2 separate regions of the Homo sapiens genome follow, and region 2 is linked to region 1. A link is an interaction called in ENCODE POLR2A ChIA-PET data of the cell type or tissue named here. Cell type or tissue: MCF 10A. All regions are shown on one strand. Each heading gives the region's core, and the rest is flanking DNA. Links, peaks and the distances in the headings are about the cores only.

The links. ChIA-PET counts read pairs that join two places held together with the same protein. Peaks named below come from ENCODE experiments on the same cell type or tissue, not always from the same donor. Only the 100,000 strongest peaks of a DNase experiment are listed, where the experiment ranks them.
Region 2: POLR2A ChIA-PET joins it to region 1 with 5 read pairs; 2 of 35 experiments call an interaction of 5 or more read pairs at or near these places.

Annotation. Positions count from the first base shown.
Region 1 is chr6:138,885,130-138,893,471 of GRCh38, reverse strand. It overlaps ECT2L (epithelial cell transforming 2 like), which reads right to left. Exons shown (of 22, transcript NM_001077706.3): 17 at 7,893-7,966; 18 at 7,642-7,798; 19 at 6,550-6,615; 20 at 4,441-4,529. It overlaps LOC107986650 (a long non-coding RNA gene), which reads left to right. Exons shown (of 2, transcript XR_001744381.2): 2 at 2,437-4,597. Among named protein-coding and RNA genes, the nearest start is that of ECT2L, 93 kb to the right of the region's middle. In MCF 10A, for the core only: no CTCF peak of the experiment used is centred there; a DNase peak (open chromatin) is centred at 4,381.
Region 2 is chr6:138,996,369-139,004,710 of GRCh38, reverse strand. No RefSeq gene overlaps it. Among named protein-coding and RNA genes, the nearest start is that of REPS1, 12 kb to the right of the region's middle. In MCF 10A, for the core only: no CTCF peak of the experiment used is centred there; no DNase peak of the experiment used is centred there.

The DNA of each region.
Region 1 (8,342 bases), core at 17-8,016:
TCCAGTCTGGGTGAAAGAGTGAGACCTTGTCTCACAAAAAAAAATAAAAATAAAAAAATATATATATATTCTTACATGGTGGAGAGGAGAAAAGTACCATTTTGAAATATGCCCAGAATATTTTGTTCTTAACAAAGGCCTGACCTCAAGGGAAACTTGTACTAGAACCTAACCAACTGGGACTTTACCAGTGCCTAATCAACCTGGGAGAAGGGAAATACCCAACTCCAGCCACCTCTAACCTTACGTCTCATGTTAGAGGTGGGGAAAAAAAAACAAAAAAAAACAAAAAAAAAACAAAAAAAAACTGAGAAGCACTTGTGAAGGTCACAGTCCAGAAGTAACAGACTCAAAATTGATCATAGAACTATAGAATGTTTCTCCTCTGACATCTTAACTACCACAGCAGTAGGGCTCTGGTATAATAATGGGATTACAGCTAAAATAACTGTAAGGCTCAGACCCTATTTAAGAAGGGGTCTCTAAGGAAACCCAAAGATGATAGGGAGAGAAAAGGACACTGGAGAAAACTGTAGCCTCTGATGCCAAGCTGCAACAAACAGTTAATATGACCTAACTCCCAGCCAGGTAAACATAAAACTTCACACTGAAGACCTGTTTAGTTCCTTTTACCTGACACATCGTGTCTGCTATTCAACAAAAAGTTATAAGCGGTGCTGGCTGGGCATGGTGGCTCACTCCTTTAATCCTAGCACTTTGAGAAGCCAAGGTGGGCAGATCACCTAAGGTCAGGAGTTCGAGACCAGCCTAGCCAATGTGGTGAATCCCATCTCTACTAAAAATACAAAAATTAGCCAGACGTGGTGGCACGTGCCTGTAATCCCAGCTACCTAGAAGCCTGAGGCAGGAGAATTGCTGGAACCCAGGAGGCAGAGGCTGCAGTGAGCCTAGATTGCACCACTGCACTCCAGCCTGGGTGACAGAGTGACACACTCTGTTTCAAAAAAATTATAAGGGGTACTAAGAGGCAAAATACACAGACTGAAGAGACAGGGCAAGCATCAAAACTAGGCTCAGATATAGTAGAGATTTTGGAATTATCAGAGCAGAAACTTAAATATGATTAATATGTTAAGGGCTTTAATGGAAAAAGTAGACAACGTGCAAGAACAGACAGGTAATGTAAGAAGAGAGACCAAAACTCTAAGAAAGAAAAGATAATACCAGAAATAAATATAACAGAAATGAATGCCTTTGGTGGGGTCATTAATACACTGGACACAGCTGAGGAAAGAATCAGTGAGCTTGAAGATATGTCAACAGAAGCTTACCAAGCTGAAAAGCAGAAAAAAGACCAGGGACAAAGTAGGGGTATCGGGTAGGGACCACCAGGGGAAAGAACAGAATATCCAAGTAATAGGGACAGTTACAAAAGGCAAATCATATGCATAATGGGAATACCAGATGAAGAGAGACAGAAGAAATATCTGGAGTAATAATGACTGGAGATTTTACAAAATTACTGACAGCAAACCATAGGTCCAGGAAGCTCAGAGAACACAAAACAGGATTTTAAAAAAAGTCTACATCTAGGCATAATACATTCAGATGTAGAAAATAAAAGAGAAAGTCTTCGTCATTTCAGAGAATACAAAAACATAAACCCACCTTACTGTCAACAAAGAGTCAAACTGTGTAAAATAGATTTATTCTGAGCCAAATATGGGTGACCAGGGCCTGAGTCACAGTCTCAAGAAGTCCTGAGAAAATGTGCCCAAGATGGTTGGGTTACAGCTTGATTTTATACATTTTACGGGGATAGAAGTTACAGGCAAACATCAATCAATATATGTAAGGTATACATTCATTTGATCCAGAAAGATGGGACAGCTTGAATTAGGGGCTTCCAGGTCATGGGGGGGATTCAAAAGATTTTTTGATTGGCAATTGGTTGAAAGAGTTAAGTTTATCTAAAGATCTGGAATCAGTAGAAAGGAGTATCTGGCTTTAGATAAGAGATTGTGGAGACCAGTGTTCTTATGTAGATGAAGCCTCCAGGTAGCAGGCTTCAGGGAGAATAGATGGTAAATGTCTCTTATCAGACCTTAAAAGATAACATACTCTCAGCTGAATCTCTCCTGGATCAGGAAAAGACCTGGAAAGAGGAGATTCTCTACAAAACGGAGATTTTCCCCAAAAGAGATGACTTTGCAGGGCCATTTCAAAACATGTCAAATAAATATATTTTGAGGTAAACTATGATTTATTGCAGGGTCTGCTATCTGCCATGTGATACTATACTAGAGTTGGGTTAGAATTTGGTATCTTACTTCTACAAGGAGTTCATTTTATCAGTCTTAAGATCTCTGTTTCAATGTTAATTTTGGTCAGTTGTGCCTGAATTCTTAAGGGAGGAGAGTATAATGAGGCATATCCAATCCCCCCTTCCTATCATGGCCTGAACTCATTTTTCAGGTTTACTTTGGAATCCCCTTGGCCGAGAGGAGGAGTCCATTCAGTCGATTGGGAGGCCTAGAATTTTATTGTTGGCTTCTATTACCTATAGAGGAAAAAGGATAAAAATTACACTGGACTTCTCTTCAGAAACCATGTAAGTAAGAAGAGTGTGGAATGAAATAAGGAAAGTGTTAAAAGAAAAAACCACCAACCTAGAATTCTGTATCCAGCAAAATTGCCTTCAAACAATAAATTTTTTACACACAAAAAATTTGAGAGAATTCATTGACCCTAGTAGAACATTAAGAAATGTTAAAAGAAGTTCTGCAGAGAGAAGAAAAATGATATAGAAAATCAAACTTATGTAAAGAAAGGAAGAGTGTTTGAGAAGGAATACATGAATGTAGAATAATCTAATAATCAAAAACTGGAATCATCATAGAATGTCTTCTACCAAACCAGTGTGTTTAGAATTGCTGGTTTGGTAGCTAGTTTCTTTCCATCATTGTAGCTGTTTTCTATTGCTACTGACCAAAAAAAAAAAAAAAAAAAAAAAAAAAAGATCAAAGAAAACAAAAATGTCATGACAATGAGAAAAGTGACATATTGTGTGATTTGATTTTCATTTAAGATCTAGTCTAGGTAAGGATGGAGGTGAGGGGACTGATTTCTTCCACCTACCCTGCTACCCTGTGCCTTTGAGGAACATTTGTTGAAATATTCATTGAAATAACAAATCAATTTTTATTACATTTATTGGAGTTGAACAAATTAAAGGAGTTAATTCCCCTCCCTTTGGTTGCTGTTTGCTGAATCACTCTTTGTCATTAATACTGAAAATCAAACTTATGTAAAGAAAGGAAGAATGTTTGAGAATAGAATTTTATTTGATTCTATTAATTATTTTGTTATTTATTTTATTTCTATTTTATTCATAGTTTGATGAACAGTTTTCTAAAGCAGATATCACCACACTATGGCCCACACCTGTTCTTGTAAATGAAGTTTAATTGGAACATAGTCATGTTTGTTCATTTATATCTTGTACTGTTTATGAATAGTGTATTACTTGTTATGTGTTGTGTCATTGATAGAGCTGCTTTTGTTTTACAATAGCAAAGTTGGGTAGTTGCCACAGATATCATTTGGCCAGCAAAATCTGAAATATTTACTATGTGAACCTTTACAGAAAAGTTTGCCCATCCTTGTTCTAAAGGAGTAAAGGGGATACTAATTTATAAAAATTAGCATCCTTCCATCTTTTTTTTCTTACACTACTCTGAGCATTGTGCAAACTAAATACTGTAAGGTCTTTTTAAAAACTGACCTCAATAACTATCTGAGGATAATAAATTGGTCCTCTCTTTCTTACATTTGAGCAGATCATTGGTGTGAAAATCCCACAACACTTGGAGCTTAGCTAAGTAGAAAAGTGGCCGGGTGCAGTGGCTCATGCCTGTAATCCCAGCACTTTGGGAGGCCAAGGCAGGTGGACCACTGGAGATCAAGAGTTTGAGACCAACCTGGCCAACATGGTGAAACCCCATCACTACTAAAAATACAAAAATTAGCTGGGCATGGTGACGGGTGCCTGTAATCTCAGCTACTTGGAAGGCTGACGCAGGAGAATAGCTTGGAGGCGGAGGTTGCTGTGAGCCGAGATTGCGCCACTGCACTCCAGCCTGGGCGGCAGTGAGTGAGACTCCATCTCAAAAAAAAAAAGAAAAAGAAAAAAGAAAAGTGACCAACCTTTAGAATGCCTGCTTATGTGGAGTTTGTGGTCCTGGCAGGGACAATTTATTTCTCCCATTCTATCCAGTAGCTGGCTGGAATGTGAACATGGTGATAAAATACCCTACACTATCTCAGAGGGAGTCCTCTGTAACTTTTCAGTCCAATGCATAGATTCATTTCAAACCTACTGTGTCAGACATTGTACTGAATGCTGGAGCTACAGGATGAGTAAGACAGTCACCTGCTTGGAAGGTGTCCACAGCCTTAGGATAGTTAACTATTGTTTACCTTAAAGAGAAACTTATTTCTTCATCACAGCAATGAAGTTGGGCTACATCTTGTACCCTAATCAGATATCTGTTTACTTCTGATAGAGTCTGTAAAATCAAAAACAAAATTAGAAGTACATATAAATTTTTTTAAATAAAATTACTACTGCAAACCATTTTATATCTCAGAATATGCAAATGTTAACTAAAACACAGTTCAAGTATGAAAAAGTGAATATTTTCACTGTTTATGAAACAGGTTTTCTTAGAAAGACCACAGTATTGACAAAGAAAACTATATTTAAGGGGAAAAAAGTAATCTTTGTCAAAGTTTTAAAACTGCTGACATGATAGTTTTATTTGTAAGTGCTTTCCTAATATCAAAAACAAAGTTGGGGGTTGGGGGATAAGAAGGTAGCTATTAAGAAAAAGAAGTAGGCTGGGCGCGGTGGCTCATGCCTGTAATCCCAGCACTTTGGAAGGCCGAGGTGGGTGGATCACCTGAGGTCAGGAGTTGGAGACCAGCCTGGCCAACATGGTGAAACCCTGTCTCTATTAAAAATACAAAAAAAATTAGCCAGGTGTGGTGGTGCATGCCGGTAGTCCTAGCTACTTGGGAGGCAGGAGAATTGCTTGAACCCTGGAGGCAGAGGTTGCAGTGAGCCGAGATCGTGCCACTGCACTCCAGCCTGGGCAACAGAGTGAGACTCCATCTCAAAAAAAAAAAAAAAAAGAAAAGAAAAAGAAGTGAATGAATTGGTACAGAATAAGAAGTCAAGCCTTTATATTGATCTAGTCATGGGGATGAGCTCTTGGTGTGAACAGTGATCCAGAGAGAGTTTTGTAGACTCTGAGTTTCAAGAATTTGGATCTTTGCAAACCAATCAACCTCAATTATCTTTCCCTACAAAATGTCCAGACCAAAATTATGACAAAACAACTTCATCTTGCTTCCCCAATTTGACTAAATAAAAATAACATTTCTAATCAATTGATACTTTAATTCAACGTAACTCACATCCTGAGCTCCTCTTATGTGCCAGACATGAGAAGGCAAGTAAATCATAGCTCACACATGATGGAGCTCCCAGTTTCATGAATAAAGGATTGCAGTAAAATGTAACAGGAATGTTCAGGATGCAAAATCCCTACAAAGAAGCCGCTGACAGCTGGAAATGCTGGGGGAAACTTTGCAAAGGATATGATGATTGAACTAGATTTTTATAGAATGAATAGGGGTTTATCCAGTGAAATAGGAAAGAAAAGCAATTTCAGAGAAGAAAGAGTATGCACAAAGCACAAATGTGTGAAAAGAGGTTAACATTAGAGAATCGTGAGTGGATCTGTGTGGTATGATTATAAGGAAGTCAGGAAAACTGTAAGAGATAAGGGAGGGTGGGGCCAGATGAAATTCTATAGGTTAACACGTCGCTAACACAGGCCTTCTAAAGCTTGTTCAGATACCATCAGGGTGCAGAATCCTGCACCAGGTATCATATGCAGGGAGATAGAAAACAAGTAGAACATGGCTGGGCGTGGTGGCTCACGCCTGTAATCCCAGCACTGGGAGGCCGAGGCGGGCAGATCACAAGGTCAGGAGATCGAGACTATCCTGGCTAACACGGTGAAACCCCATCTCTACTAAAAATACAAAAAATTAGCTGGGCGTGGTGGTGGACACCTGTAGTCCCAGCTACTCGGGAGGCTGGGGAAGGAGAATGGTGTGAACCCGGGAGGTGGAGCTTGCAGTGAGCTGAGATTGTGCCACTGCACTCCAGCCTGGGCGACAGTGTGAGACTCGGTCTCAAAAAAAAAAAAAAATTAAAGAAAAGAAAACAAGTAGAACACATGGCCCCTTTCCTCACAGGGCATTGTGATCACAGTAATACCAATAAAGGAGCAAAGACTGCCAAAAAGTTATGGGATAGGGGCAAGCTCACTTGTGCCCCTTCTTATAGAGCAACCTTGCAGGTAACAAGGATGTGAAATGGGAGAGCATGGCAGTGCCTGGCACGTAGCAGGCATTCCACAAATACTAGCTGCCTTGGGATCTGTAGGTCTCCTTTTGCAAAAGACTGGAGGTTGTATTCATGAGCATGAGATACAGCAAGTTCCTAAGAATACATACAGGGCATCCCCAGATGATTCTCTGTATATCTGACAGATGATCCTTCATAGTGATGTTTTGCTTCATCTAGGGGAAAAAAAGTACTTTTAGGCAAACTAAAATTGTGACATTTTTATTCATAAAAGAAATAGATTAAAATATTTTATGGCGCTTGATACAGGGCTTGGTATTTTCATATGTTATAATAGAAAGTTTCAAATTTCTGGGCCGGGTGTAGTGACTTTCGTCTGTAATCCCAGCAATTTGGGAGGCTGAGGTGGGCTGATGGCTTGAGCTCAGGAGTTCAAGACCAGCCTGGGCAAAGTGGTGAAACCTCATCTCTACACACATTTTAAAAAAGCCAAAAAAAGAGCCAAGCATGGTGGCGCCTGCCTGTGGTCCCAGCTACTCAAGAGGCTGAGGTGGGAGGATTGCTTGAATCAGGGAGGCAGAGGTTGCAGTGAGCCGAGATCACACCACTACACTCAAGCCTTGGTGACAGAGCCAGACCCTGTCTCAAAAAAGAAAAAAAAAATTTCAATTTTCTGTACCCAATGTTTTAAAACAAAGGCAAGTGACAAAACTGAATGCAAAAAAGTATCTGCATGGAAAAATGTGTTAGCAGTTTACATTCAGCCCAGATGCCTGTTTACAGTATGCACAATATAATAATAATATTTTCAGAATGATAGTACTGTACTCCAAGGTGCTTAATTACTTCTTCAGAGAATAATTATGACCATTGTACTCACTGAGGCAGGAAAGCTAATTAATGCATTGAAAGTACTTTCAGAAACAAAGGATTTTACTTTTTTTTTTTGCCTTTTAGTTGTGTAAAAAATCAGTCCAAATACTTCATTCTTCAAACTTTCATAAAAATTTCATTATATTTGTACAAATATCTGAAAACATTGTCTCATGTTGCTTGGCTTAGAATAGATGCCCTTAGTGTTGGAAATCACGGAACACACTATTGATTTAGCATTAAAAGGATGAAAGACTTTAAAGCGAAGAACCCCACAAGAAGATAAGGTGTCTCAGGATCTTTGAGTGGGAGTACCACAAAGGCATTGTAACATGTTTAAAGGACACAGATTCTTATCAGCAACCAACCTGATCTATATAACCTTTATATTTTTTGATTTGGTCAATTGCAGTGGTCAAGTCCCCACGGTCAACATGCTCTGCAGGGGTATGAAGCCTGACAGCGTAGAGAAGATTAAGGTATTCTTCAAATCTTCGGGATGGGTACAGCAGCAGCTCTGGCAGGCTGTATGAGGCATAGAGAAGGGAGCTCTGGTCTCTGAAGGCCCAGGAATGCCCTCTCTGGGGGGACCCCTGCTGTGCTCTCCCTCAGAACGTACCTCAGCATTTTGGTAACAATGGTCTTATCATGCCTCTTCAGGAAAGTTCGGAATGCTGGTATCATTTCTCTGCACTAAAAGGTGAGGATTATATTGTCAAAACTTTATGAGATAGTTGTAAAGTCCACTGTTCCACTGAGCAAGCATGATCTATGGAATGCCTGAAGCAAAAGGGCAACATCTATGTCTAACCAATTAGTAGACTGTTAGTAGTGCCATTGGTGTCTTCCTAATATGTTAAGAATGTGTGTTGGCCGGGCGCTATGGCTCATGCCTGTAATTCCAGCACTTTGGGAGGCGGAGGCAGGCGGATCACGAGGTCAGGAGATGGAAACCATCCTGGCTAACATGGTGAAACCCTGTCTCTACTAAAAATACAAAAAATTGGCCAGGCGTGGTGGCGGGCGCCTGTAGTCCTAACTACTCAGGAGGCTGAGGCAGAAGAATGGC
Region 2 (8,342 bases), core at 121-8,120, 110 kb before region 1:
TAAGCCGAACTAACCAAATAACAAACTTCATTTTGTTTTTCAGGCAACTTAAGGGAAGTTTTATTTTTGACTTTGTAGCTGCATTTCTCTAGTTCTCTTATTTCTCTTTGTACATATAATGATTATCTTAATGACTACCTTCCTCACAAATGCCTTTGAAAGTGATCCACTTTAGGCCGGGTGCAGTAGCTCACACCTGTAATCCTAGCACTTTGGGAGGCTGAGGCGAGTGGATCACCTGAGATCAGGAGTTTGAGACCAACCTGGCCAACATGGCAAAACTCCGTCTCTACTAAAAATACAATAAGCTGGGTGTGGTGGCATGCACCTGTAGTCCCAGCTACTCGGGAGGCTGAGGGAGGAGAATCGCTTGAGCCTGGGAGGCGGAGGTTGCAGTGAGCAGAGATGGCAGCATTGCACTCCAGCCTGGGTGACAGAGTGAGACTCAGTCTCAACAAAAGAAAGAAAGAAAATGATTCATTTTAAATAAATCAGTTTATTGAATTAGAAGAGGAGATTTTCCCAAAAAAACTACTTTGGTAAAATAAATAACTTTCTGTCTTTAAATCAAAGTATTGTTCCAGGAAACATGGGTTTTGTGAATCCTGGGGCCACTGAGACTAAGTATTCTTATTGGCTTCTTACTGGATTGACACATTGAATGTCTTTATTATATGTCCCCTTCTCTCTTCCAACCAAGAAATCATGTAAGCTGATCTCAACCCCTAACCTCCATTGACCCCCATGACATCTGGGAGAAGAGCAAGGAAAAGAGGAAGTGCTGGAGGCTGAGCTATAAGTGAAAGATACTGTATTTCTTAAATGATTACAATTTAACAGAAAGATCCTGAGATATGATTAGTGACAAAATTAAGTCCAACCCACTTGCTGCTACTGAGGAAGATTATATTCCCTGGAGAAGATTTTTAAAGCTACATATAGTGTTTAGAATGTTTGGTCCCAACACACTTATGTACCTGCATCAAAATAATTTTTAAAAAAAGACAAGTAGATTTTAGGCACTAAATGCTTACAGGCTATAATGCTTGTTGATAGTACCCAAATTACTAGACATGGTCAGGCTTTCTTTGTGCAGTGGATTTACAGAACAGTAACAACTTGAAGACTAGGAGGAAATGGATATTATAGATGATAATGACATGTTGTAAATAATTGTTTATGTCTTAATAAAGGATCTCCTCCTGGTTGTTTAAATTATTTGAACAATAAGCAAGAACAAATATAAATAATCCAGATTTTAATTAATTATGTTTGTCTTTGATAATGTTGCCAGTTGTTAAACACCACTTAGATAACAATTTTGACATACATTATCTCTTATGGTTACTCTGACCAAATAAGGCATCCCTTTTTACAGAAGAAGAAAATGAGGCTAAGAGACATTAAACTTGCCCCAGATTATTCAGCTAATCATTTCCAGAATTTGGCTTCAAACCCAGGTGTATTTTACTTCAAACTAGGACCATTCTGTTTCTCTTTCAACTTGTTGCCTTCTTATTGTTACAGCCAATCAAGATTTATATTTGTTTTTACTTTCCACAGTTTTAGTTTTTAAGATTGCTCAGAGACAACCACCAAGAGTCCTTGGAAATTGAAACATGGACAACAGCAAAGCATGCCATAGTTTAAAACGGAAATAGGCGCGGTGGCTCACGCCTGTAATCCCAGCCCTTTGGGAGACCAAGGCGGGTGGATCACCTGACGTCAGGAGTTCGAGACCAGCCTGACCAACATGGAGAAACCCCGTCTCTACTAAAAATACAAAATCAGCCTGGTGTGGTGGCACATGCCTGTAATCTCAGCTACTCAGGAGGCTGAGGCAGGAGAATTGCTTGAATCCTGGAGGCAGAGGTTGCGTGCGGTGAGCCAAGATCGCGCCATCGCACCCCAGCCTGGGCAAACTCTGTCTCAAAAAAAAAAAAAAGGAAATAGACTTTACAAAGCAAATAACCTATAGCTCTAAGCACCACAAAGGGTTATGAAACATATAACCATATAAAATATTTTCATGGCAGGACCATGGGGAATTAAAGAAAATAGTGAAGGTTATAGAAGTAGCACAAAGGTCAGTTTACTTTTTGTTGTTGTTGTTGTTAATAGTTTGAAAAGATCAAGTTTTTGGAGATGATCCTATCCAAGTGCAAAGGTTTGGCTTTTGAAAAACTACTAATGGTAAGCAACATGCATTTAGCTTTTCCTACAACTACTTCTCCATATTTCAGTCCTAATATTATAAAGACAAAGAGGAAACCACTTTGACTTTTTTCAGGTTAAAAATTCAAAATCCTGAAAGCACATGCAATTGAGAATATTTACAAAGGAAACTTAAAGGAAAATTGCCTTGCATAGGGTAGATAAGTCATAACCATTTGTTGGTTTGACTTTTATTGGAAGGAAAATGCTTTTTTAATTTTTGGTTAATCTCTCCTGATAATTTTATTTATACAAAAAGTTGATTTATTTTTCCTCTACCAACAGTTTCATAAACGTTTCCATGCCTTTGCTCCTGATGAATCTAATGCTAATATGAGATCTTAAATTTATCTGGCATTTCTATTTCATGATTAAACTACTGATTTATAAGTGCAACATCCAAAAAATAATAAGTTTATGATTCTCTCCTAGTTAGGTAATGGAAATATATCCCATTAGTAACATTGCCTCATGTGGTTTCTAGAGAATAACAGTTGTTTTTCTTAAGTTAGTCTTATTGTATCATTTATATTAATGACTTCAGAAGAAGAAAATAAGTAAGATTCATAGTTGAGCACACAAGACTTGTTACAAAAGATATAACAAAGAAATAAGGGAGGCTGGGCACGGTGGCTCACACCTGTAATCCCAGCACTTTGGGAGGCTGAGGTGGGCGGATCACGAGGTCAGGAGATTGAGACTATCCTCACTAACATGGTGAAATCCCGTCTCTACTAAAAATACAAAAAAAATTAGCCGGGCGAGGTGGCGGGCACCTGTAGTCCCAGCTACTCGGGAGGCTGAGGCAGGAGAATGGCGTGAACCCGGGAGGCGGCGCTGGCAGTGAGCCGAGATCGTGCCGCTGCACTCCAGCCTGGGCGACAGAGCGAGACTCTGTCTCAAAAAAAAAAAAAAAACACAAAAAACAAAGAAATAAGCATACAATGTCAAATAAACGGATGCATTTTATACATAAATGTATTTATATAACATGTATATATATACTATGTATAGTATATTTATACTATATATAGTAATTATACAATGCATTTATTTGATATATTTGATTATATGACATATAGTAATACATACACGTATATAGGATGTAATGTGTATCTATTTATATGTGTAACACATCCATTTATTTGACATTGTACATGCCTTTTTTGTGTATTTTAAACAAATGATGTTAAGAAGGATATTCACTGAAATGAGGTTGCCTGTAGTTGGTGGAATTACAGGTAATTTTTATTTTTTATTTTCTAAGTTATTTTGAGTTTTTACAATAAACATGTTTATTTTTACAAAAATAATAGATTTCTCAAAAATAAAAAACAAATTATAATTACAGGGAATAAATTACACTCCATCCTAAATTCTACATCAAACAAGAAGCATACATTAAACACCTGGATACCATGTTGTTCTGAGACAGAGTCTTGCTCTGTCACCCGGGCTGGAGTGCAGTGGTGCGATCTCAGCTCACTGCCTCCTGGGTTCAAGTGATTCTCATGCCTCAGCCTCAAGTAGCTGGGATTGCAGACATGTGCCACCATGCCTGGCCAATTTTTGTATTTTTAATAGAGACTGGGTCTCACCATGTTGGCCAGGCTGGTCTTGAACTCCTGACCTCAAGTGATCCACTCACCTTGACCTCCCAAAGTGTTGGGATTACAGGTGTGAGCCACCTTGCCTGGCCCCAACTCCAAGTCTTTCTTTATGAGAAAATGCCACAGATAATTCAACAACAACTATTCTTAGCAATTTACCATCATGGTGTCTTCCCAAAGCATCATTCTTGATTTTTACAGAAACAAAAATCATCTTTTTGTTTGCATACTTAATGTGTTTATGTAACATTTAATCCAATTATAATAATTACAATAATAAGTATAAGAGGATGGTAAGCACCAGCTAACTCAACTAATGGGAGCAGAAGTGTGTAGGTGGCTGGCTTAGATCGGGTTTCCCAGGAAACCTGATGGAGATTTGGAGATAAGAGGTTCACTGGTAATTGTCAGGAACAACACTCATAAGGAAGAGAAGAAATCCCAAAATTGGGCAGAGGGAAAACTGTAATGTGGTAGCAATGGAGGCCCCCACCAATCCCTGGAAGATCTCTGAAGCAGAAATGACGCTTCAAAGTTGTCCCAAAACAACAAGGACCTTTAGGCTCCTAAATCCACTGACTAGTCATTGGATGTGGACTGCCCCTGTGGCAGAGGTATAACTTGAGTAAGACAACTTCCTTCTCCCAAGGGCATTTCCTGGAGAGGGATTCAGCTGTGGGTCCTTGACATCTCAATACTTTCAGTAGCTAAAAATATGAGCGCCTCAGTCCGGGTGGGTGTGGTAATCTGGGTTGCATACCACAGCCTGCAGCCACCACAGCCTGTGCTTGCACCACACAGATCCACATGCTTTATATATTTACTCCATATAGGAATAACTCTTCTAGCATTCTGATTGGTCTCATTTCCTGGAAACTGTTAGAAGAGGGAGGTTAGTGGAATGAGCTACATTTGCCACCCCTGCAGCTCATGGCAAGGCCACATCTGATCCTCATTGTCTCCTTTCTGCTTCTCATTCTACATCCCCCTCACCCTTAGCCAACACCTCTGCTGCTCTAGGTGGCTCTTCTTGCAGGGTGACCCAGACTCTCATCCTCCTGGTGGTCTGAGTCCCTTGTCACTACACCCTTCTCTGACTATGGCAGTTACACTTATCCATTTACCATCAACACTGAACAGGGCAGTGTAAAAAAATTATTCAATGACATTTGTTAAACCATGGTAAAGCAGACTTTATTCAGGACCATTCAGAGAGGCATAGGAACCACTGCAATCAGATTTTGCAGTAAGGCAAAAAGATTGGGCTCAACTCCAAATGCAGCCTGGGCAAAGTGGGAAATTATAGCCAAGGAGCAGAGTGGGGTTCAGTGGATGGAAATTACATAAAAGAAACATCAGGGGTAAGGGGGATTCTCTGGCTGAATTGACTGAACAGGATTCTTGCTAAAGACAGAGCAGGATGATCGGACATCACGTGGGGAGAAAGTGGAAGATGAGGAACAGGATCAGCTTTCCAGGTTGATCAGATTGATCAGAATCAGCTTTCCAGGTTGGTCAGATTTTCCAGGTCGATCACATATTGAGGGTGGGGGCTTCTTGCTAAACTGACTTAGCATGTTCTTTGCTAAAACTGGATTTTACAAGGAAGTGCACAGATGGGCCTAGGAGAAGTTTTAGGAGCCTGACTAAAGTTTGGCCAAGCCAAAAATTTTTATCGGGGGTAACAAGAGATACCAATCCCAATAGATCTCTTAGGTGTTTAACTTATTCTTTCCTGCCTTAATTGTGTAAATTAAGTGTTATTTCCTTCTGATGAGTAAATTCAATTACCCTCAGGTGTGTTAATTATTTTGTTCCCTATTAAGGAGCCCTTAGTAACCGGACTGCATTTGTGGCTGAAATTTTAATGGGACTAGTAATAAGCCTCATAGTGGAAGCACTCCTCTTTGACAACTAGGACCTCCAGACGCCCAAAGCCTAGGACTGAGGGGACAGGAAGAGGTCTCCAAGTGGGTCACTCCTAACAAAGGCAAGTGGGGTCAGTCTAACTTTCACCAGTTGGTTCTCTGTCTCATAGAGAGCCCACTGATCAGAGACACTGTAGCATATACAGTCATTAATTTAGGGTCTTCTCTTGGCAGAGTATCATCTCCAAACTGACACACAGCTACACCTTCAAAAGACCATTCTATCACTCTCCTGGTCAGCAGCTTCCATGGGGTATAGTATGTGAGAGGTCCCATGGTCATGTGTCCAGTGATGTACATGTAAGCCACCTAGAGCAGCAGAGGTGTTGGCTGAGGGCGAGGGGATCTAGAATGAGGAGTAGAAAGGAGACAACGTGGATCAGTTGTGGCCTTGCCATGATCTTCCAAACTGTCTCCTTCCAAGCCCCTGACCAACCAGCCAACTCTTTGTTACTGTCCCTGGGTTTAAAGTATATTCTCATCTTGGTCCACCTCTCACTGATGTGAATGGGGTCTCTTGTTCTGAAGCAATATTACACAGATTCCAGGTTGGTGATATAAATATTCTGCTAAAACACCCTCCGACAGTGGTGCCGGCTGAGGCCCTGAGGGCAGAAAAGCAAACATATGCCTAGAATATATTTGATTATGGTAAAGATAAATCAACTTGTCACCAAGTATCCGATTGGTCTCCTTGAGGAATGATCCTGTGTCGGGAACCGAACTTGGGTCTCGTTGCTGGCAGGTTGGACATATGGTCTTGGTAAGTGGGAGTCTATGGTGTAGGGCCCATGTGTAGCTTCCACTGCTGCTGCAGAAGCCATTCAGTTCCCAAACCCAGTGTACCAGCATGGGGGTGGCTGATTGCAGGGGCTGCCTGTCAGCAACTGGCCAGGTCGTTTTGTCAACTTGATTGTCTTGTGCCTGCTCTCTACTTGGTTGTCTTGGGTGTGAACATGTAGTACAAAGATATTCCCATTTCATGTCCCTTCCATAGGCTCAACCACATGCTTTTCCCCCAGATATCCTCCACTCTAATTTTCCAAACTGTCTCCTTCCAAGCCCCTGACCAACCAGCCAAACCCTTTGTTACTGTCCCTGGGTTTAATGCATATGCTTATCCTGGGCCACTTCTCATACACAAAGTGAATGACTAAGTGCCTTAACTGAAACCCTCTCCAGTAAATTTCCCCTCACTAATGTTCTTTAGGCCCCCAAACAAGTTGGTCTAACCCAATTTTTAACTATTCTGTTCTGTAGAAGACACTCCTAAGTGAATAAAAAGTCAAGCCACAGAGTTTAGAAAATACTTGCAAATCACGTCTAACCAAAAAAACTTGTATAAACAATGTATAAAGGATATTAAAACTCAACAATAAGAAAACAAAGAACTCAATACAGGCCAGGCACAGTGGCTCATGCCTGTAATCCCAGCACTTTGGGAGACTGAGGCCGGTGGATCACTTGAGGTCAGGAGTTCAAGACCAGCTAGGCCAACATGGTGAAAGCAGTCTCTACTAAAAATAAAACAAATTAGCCAGGCTTGCTAGTACACGCCTGTAATCCAGCTACTTGGGAGGTTGAGGTAAGAGAATCGCTTGAACCCAGGAGTGGGGGGTTGCAGTGAGCTGAGATTGCACCACTGCACTCTGGCCTGGGCAACAGAGCGAAACACTGTCTCAAAACAAACAAAAACAAAACCAAAAAAACCCGCAATATAAAATGGGAAAAAATTTTGAATAGACACTTCACCAAAGAAGATATTCAGATGGCAAGTAAGTACATGAAATGGTGATCATTTGTTTTAGGGAAATGCAAATTTAAATCACAGTGAGATGCCACCACACACCTATTAGAATGACATTAGAATGATTTATGAGGTTGTAGAACAAAACTAAAATTCGGATGCATTTCTGGTGGGAATGCAAAATAGTTCAGCCATTTTGAAAAAATGACTTTTTAAAAAAATAAAGTTAAACACGTTAAGCATTCACCAAACAATCCCACTCCTAGGTATTTTATTAATAATCACCCTAAATTGGGAGTAACCCCAATGTCCTTCAACTAGTGAATGGATAAACTGTAATCATCTATACAACAGAATACTGTTTAAACCACTGATGCAAGCAAGAACATGGAAGAATCTCAAATGCATTAATCTATGTGAAAAAAATCCAGACTTAAGAGGCTACATACTACATGATTCCATGTAGATGACATTTTTGGCAGAAGAATAGGAACAACAAACAAATCAGTGGTTGCGGGGGGCTGAGGGTAGAGGGTGGAGCTGAGTACAAAAGGGCAGCACAAAGGAATTTTTTTGGATTGTGGAATTCTATATCTTGATTTTGGTGGTGGCTACATGACTGTTTGCATTTGTCAAACTTCACTGTACGTAATTTATTTATTTTAAAAACGATATTAGAGATTTTCAGTTAAAAAACAGCTGATGCATTTGCCGGCAATAACCAACTAGTTGGTTTTACCTGAAAATCAGCATTTTAAAATCTGTCTATATAATATAGACCACCTGTATTAAAATAGCTTTCTCATGATGTCATTTTTAAAACTGATATTACTAAAAATGTAT